Linked DNA regions of Homo sapiens: region 1 is linked to region 2. The links are chromatin loops, found by intact Hi-C in ENCODE. Cell type or tissue: GM12878. All regions are shown on one strand. Each heading gives the region's core, and the rest is flanking DNA. Links, peaks and the distances in the headings are about the cores only.

The links. A loop is a pair of places that touch in the nucleus more often than their neighbours do. Peaks named below come from ENCODE experiments on the same cell type or tissue, not always from the same donor. Only the 100,000 strongest peaks of a DNase experiment are listed, where the experiment ranks them.
Region 1: it touches region 2 in a loop (10-fold over the local background); 82 of 110 quality-filtered maps call a loop at or near these places.

The regions. Positions count from the first base shown.
Region 1 is chr5:79,463,384-79,466,305 of GRCh38, forward strand. The region is part of intron 1 of HOMER1 (homer scaffold protein 1); the gene reads right to left. Among named protein-coding and RNA genes, the nearest start is that of HOMER1, 49 kb to the right of the region's middle. In GM12878, for the core only: a CTCF peak has its summit at 1,524; no DNase peak of the experiment used is centred there.
Region 2 is chr5:79,023,597-79,026,518 of GRCh38, forward strand. It overlaps DMGDH (dimethylglycine dehydrogenase), which reads right to left. Exons shown (of 16, transcript NM_013391.3): 13 at 2,828-2,922; 14 at 675-734. Among named protein-coding and RNA genes, the nearest start is that of ARSB, 40 kb to the left of the region's middle. In GM12878, for the core only: a CTCF peak has its summit at 1,564 (motif pointing right); no DNase peak of the experiment used is centred there.

The DNA.
Region 1 (2,922 bases), core at 314-2,813, 440 kb after region 2:
ACATCAGGACCTAAAGAAACCCTTAGTGCTGTGAGGGGCGCATACCTGAGACCAAAGCCAACATTCTCTGTCGATAATAGCATACGGAAAAACAAAGACTCTGGTTCCTTGATGATGTCACTGGACCAACAAATCACCTTATCTCCAGGCTTCTATATGATAATACGTTTGCTAATTGTTTCAAACAGTTGTCATTTAAAAAACTATGCAAATGAAAACTGAGGAAAGAGGCTTACTTACAATAAACTCTGCACTAACATGCCCCCCCAATACTGTAATTGGTGGCAGTTCAGAACTATACAAGCTACACACTGGTCATTCATTCACTTCATAACACCACCCCACAGTATACACAATTTGATTTTGGGGTCCCCATTTAAAATTGTAGAACCAACAGAGCAATTTATAAGAATAACTGCATTGAGATGGGTGGGAAGAGGAAGAAATGGAAAGGTAAATGTGGAACTGGCAAAAATTCACCACTAGTTGACTTTCTGCAATAAGGATTTAAAATCCAAAGCTTTCAATTAAAAAAATAGTAATATAAGAGCTTATTAGAGCTATGGAGGCAACCACTAAAAGAAATAAAAATTACATTTTTTAAAAGTAGTTGCTTCTGGGGATGGGGCTCAATTACTTCGCTTTCTTATCCTTTAGGTATTGTTTAATTTTTCTTAACCTTGTATAGGTATTAAAATATCTTTCTAAAATGGCACTGTGAAGAAATTACACTTACATAACAATTAACGATGGAAAATAATGCTTTAGGGGCCATTTTTGAAGACTGCCAAAGAATCAAAGAATGACAATTTTAACAGGTTGGAACTCAACTGAGAGGAATAAGGGAAAGTAGGAGAGGAGCGAAATCCAAACATGCCTAACTGTAGGACTACAGGTGCTGAAGGTACATCCAATTCCCGACAAAAACATCCCCCTTGATTTGAAGTAAACAGGAAAGTAAGACAAAAAACATTCTACCCTCAGCTTGCTTTTGGGTGACTGAAGTGGCAAGAGAAGCTGAACAATACTTGTTCAGGCCAAAATGAGAATGACAAGGATAAGTCCAGGAATAGACGGACACTAATTACCATTTAACTTGATAGGTAATGGCTGGAGAATTTAGTTTCAGTGCCACTATGAAGTGGCATAGCATGACTTTGGATGCAGCAGCTCAAGCACTGGAATTTCCTAGAAAGAATTATCCTGTACAACTTAATAATATAAATTGAAACTCCACACGATTATCAGGGAACTGGTTTAAATCTCACCACCTCCTCTCTTTCTCATACATATATCCTACCCCATGAAAAATCTCATTAAGATACCTGTTTTGATGCTGCTCAGAGATTATGACTGCATAATATAACATACTACCAACTGTATGTCCCTATGCCATGATATGTGTAATAAGCTGATTGCTTATACATACAATGTTCTTTTTTAAAAACCATATACGAACTTTGAAGAATGCAAAGGTTTTTCTGCTAATGGCTACCCAACACATAATTATACTGCAACAACTCCACCTAGTGATGAACCAAAAATATAGCAGGTGCATGTTTTTTAAAACCTGGAAGTTACTCTATAGCAAATACAAAATTGTAAAGTAACCTTGCTATAATAGAAGTATCGAGACTTCTGGAAGGATTTTTTTTTTTAATTGTATGATCTGGCCAGGCACAGTGGCTCACCTCTGTAGTCCTAGTGCTGTGGGAGGCCAAAGCGGGAGGATCGCTTGAGCCCATGAGTTCCAGACCAGGTTGGCCAACAGCAAGACCTCGCCTCCATAAAAAATTTAAAAATTAGCTGGCTGTGGTGGCACATGCCTATAGTCTCAGCTACTCAAGAGGATGAGGCAGGAGGATCATTTGAGCCCAGGAGTTGGAGGCTGCAGCGAGCTATGATTGTACACCACTGCATTCCAGGATGGGTGACAGAGCAAGACCCTGTCTCTTTAAAAAAGAAAAAAAAATGTATGATCTGAATTCCTTGATCTTTTAATCTGTTGGGTGAACACTGAAATTAAAGGTTTTAAAAAATAATTGTTTGCATTATAGTTATCAGAAATATTTTCATGACATTAAGTATTTAATTGATGTATTTGAAGAAAATATCAAATCTAAAATTTCCATTTGGAAATTAAGATTCTTAAATTATATAAAAATACACTTAAAGAGTAACAGTACTGTTTACATTTCTTCTTTTTTTTTTTTTTTTTTTTTTTTTTGAGACAGAGTCTCGCTCTGTCGCCCAGGCTGGAGTGCAGTGGTGCAATCTTGGCTCACTGCAAGCTCCACCTCCCAGGTTCACGCCATTCTCCTGCCTCAGCCTCCCGAGTAGCTGGGACTACAGGCACCCGTCACCACACCCTGCTAATTTTTTGTATTTTTTAGTAGAGATGGGGTTTCACCGTGTTAGCCAGGATGGTCTCGATCTCCTGTCCTCGTGATCCGCCGGCCTCAGCCTCACAAAGTGCTGGGATTACGGGCGTGAGCTACTGTTTACATTTCTTATATGTCACCTCTTACTTTAAGAGTAGTTTTTATAATCTATAGGACATGGTATTAGTTATTAAGAGATTTTAGTACTTACTCTTGGCCACTTTAATAAGTAGCTATAAAGTATTAAGGAATATGCTGAAATTCAGAGTAAAAAGCAAGCAACCTCATTCAATGCACATTTAAGCAACATCTTCAATGTTCAAAGAAACTTGCTTGGTATGTATTAAATAACTGCCAAGTGACTTTGTCCTTACCACCCATTAAAAACCCCATCCATTTCAGGTAAAATTTCAGTGTTTAAAAATATATCAAGTATGCCTGATAGATCACATTTAAAATTACATTTTTAGGCTGGGTGTGGTGGCTCATACCTGTAATCCCAGCACTTTCGGAGGCTGAGACAGGCAGATTGCCTGAGCCC
Region 2 (2,922 bases), core at 140-2,639:
TAGCATTTCAAACAAGCTCCCAATGAGGCTGATGCTGTTAGTCTGAAGGCTACATTTTAAGAACCACTGATGTAGGAGTTCCCTTTGGAGTGTCTTATCGGTTATGATTATTTGGGCTTATATTAGCTTCTCAGTTAATACCCATTTTATGCCGAAAACGTTTGAAACGTGTTATTTGCTTATATTCAGATGTTGCAGTTACCCACAAAGATGCTTGATAAGCAGATGGACAGATATGCTGAAGTGAGGCTGCTCCACACTGTGAGTATCCAGAAGGATCAATGAATGCACTATGTTTGATCAGCTAATGTGCAATTTCCCAAGTCACCAGGAGTTACTGCAAAATACACAACATGGCGCACTTCCAACATAAATGTCTACTAGAATCTGACAGATAATCTTCTTATCCTTACTAATTTTTATCTTAGAATTTAGATTTAGCCCTTAAAGATGCTGGATTCTGCTATCTTAAATCTGTAAGCACACTCCAATAGTTTGAACTAAGCAAATGTTGACAAAAGAGTAATATGACACAATTGAGCAATGCTAGTATTTATGTTCACCTTGTTTCTCCTATAATCCATACTTGGTTAAATTTTAAAGAATGGCTCTGTCACAAAATAGCATCATAATGTTAAGATTTACTTCAAGCACACTTTGGAATGTAAACATACCTTATTTAACTTCACAAAATATTCCAGTCCAGCTTCCAAAGGATTTGTATCACAGTTCATCTAAAAAGGAAACACACATTTTAAATCTTAGATGAGTGCAAGTCATTTTGGTAACATCACTTTCATATTTGTTTTTAGGAGAAAGAACCCTTTTTGATTTTTCAACACAGATTCTAAAGAAAGGCAAACTATAGACCGGTTTTGAAAACAATTTTTTAATCCAAAATTCGATGTAGCCTTTCAGCAAAACTGGTCATTTGAATATAACAAATATAGAAACTAAAATTCACTGTGTTTCCACAGCTCTCCCATTTTAATAAACATCTGAGGGAATGTACGTGATGTTTCTTCTAGAAACAAGATTTTCACATGTTTTTCTGCAATAATTTTACATAACTACGTTTTGAAAAGTTATTAAACAATTTACTTATCTTACAATTCACCAAGAATCAGGGTAAGGTGGAGGGAAAGCAGATAGTAGGAAGGTGGCTGATAGAGTTCAGGAGAGGAGAAAGGAATAAGCGGAGTTTGAATCTGTATCTCTTCAAATGTGGCCAAGTCACTGTAATAGCTACCAAGTCAGGGCTAACGCCAATATTTGGTAATAGACCTGAAGTTAATGGTTTTTGTTTCTTTCTTCGTTTTGTTGTTTTCTTCGCAGTGAGAGAACTAGTCTAAACCCCCTACAAGCAGTCAAACTTTTAAAGCAACACAGCACCTGCATAAACTAAATGAAAGTACGCTTGTTTTATATGACGTAAAACGTTGCCTCATATTTCTTAATCAATTTGAGCTATTCTAAAATTATATTTATCTGTTCAAAATTTCAGAATTTCTTCAAAGAAAAAAATAAAAATGAAGCACAGAGGATTGCAGTGCCAACACTAGAGGGCGCTCTGGCACTGCTGGGAAATCGGAGGGACGGGAGAAGGAGAAAAGCTCTCCAGAGGAGGTCGCCGGGAGAGGAAATCTGAGAAAATAAAAGGCAGGAGAATGGAGAAATGTCTGACTCCCAAAGGGCTGCTCCTGCTGCTTCATTCCTCGGAGAGTGTGGGGACCGCGCTGTCCTCCGTTTCTGTCCCTGCGCCTAGCCTCGCCTCAGTCCCCAGTTGTAGCTAGAGAATCCCCTAATAGGGGATCTCTCGTGGAGAGCTTGCCCACTTGCTTCTGCGCACTCTAAATGCCCTTGGGTCTCTGCCTGGGCTTTGAAACACACTCTCCCCTTCAATCAAATGCACTTTATTATGTGCTTGGCACTTCCTAGACTCTCTCTACTATCTATGATAATTCTGTAGCATAAAAAATCCATTTTTTAGAAAAGTAAACAGAAGTTCTGGAGGGTTAAGCCAGATAGCTGGTGCGTGGTGGAGGAAAAATTCAAACCCAAGAGTCCCCGCTCTGAGTTCATCTTTTACCACTATCCCTTATCTTACCTTTCAGGTCTAAAACCTCAGTGTCTTCCAAAGAAACAACTACTGAATCTGAAATAGTGACTGGGTCCAGGGATAGCCTGCCATATTGGAAATAAAGTAGGAGAACAGAGTTTAAACCACAGGCTGGCCACTTACTAGGTAATCTGGACCAAGTGGTTCTCTAAGTCTCAGTGTTATTATGCGTAAAATAGAGGTAATGGAGAGTTGAGAAGGAAAATGAAATCATGCATATGAAAATATGTAAATGGTTAAAGCACTATACAAATAGAAACTCTTAATAACCATTATTAATGGTGGAGGAAGGCTGGACCACCACATTCTGGACCATCAACCCTGCCCCTCAGAAAGGAGTGTTAATTCACCAAAAGGTATAAGATAAGAAGAAAATGAAGACGGGCAAAATGACAGAGGAGGAGAGATTTTGAAAAGTGTTACTCTAATCCCATGAGGCAAGCCGGCTCCCCAAAGTCCAAGACAGTTATCTAGGGCTGTCAGCCAACTAGGATGAATTAAGGCAGAATAAACATATGTCAGAATTCCACTGAACTTTCACTTGAGAAATTAAGGAGAAAAACCTCTTCCCCTAATGAAATAAAGTTATCTAATGATATGTAATTTCTCTTACAGCCAAAACCAATGTTATTGCAGTTCAAACCAGCCCTTATATAAAAATGAGATAAATAAACATAAAATGTTAATAAAGATGCTAGCATTTCAAACCTCTAACCCCCAGGCTCTGAAGGCTTTCTCCAGGCGTAAGGCATTCATGGCATAGGTTCCAAAATTGTCGATTCCCTCCTCCTGGCCTGCATTCA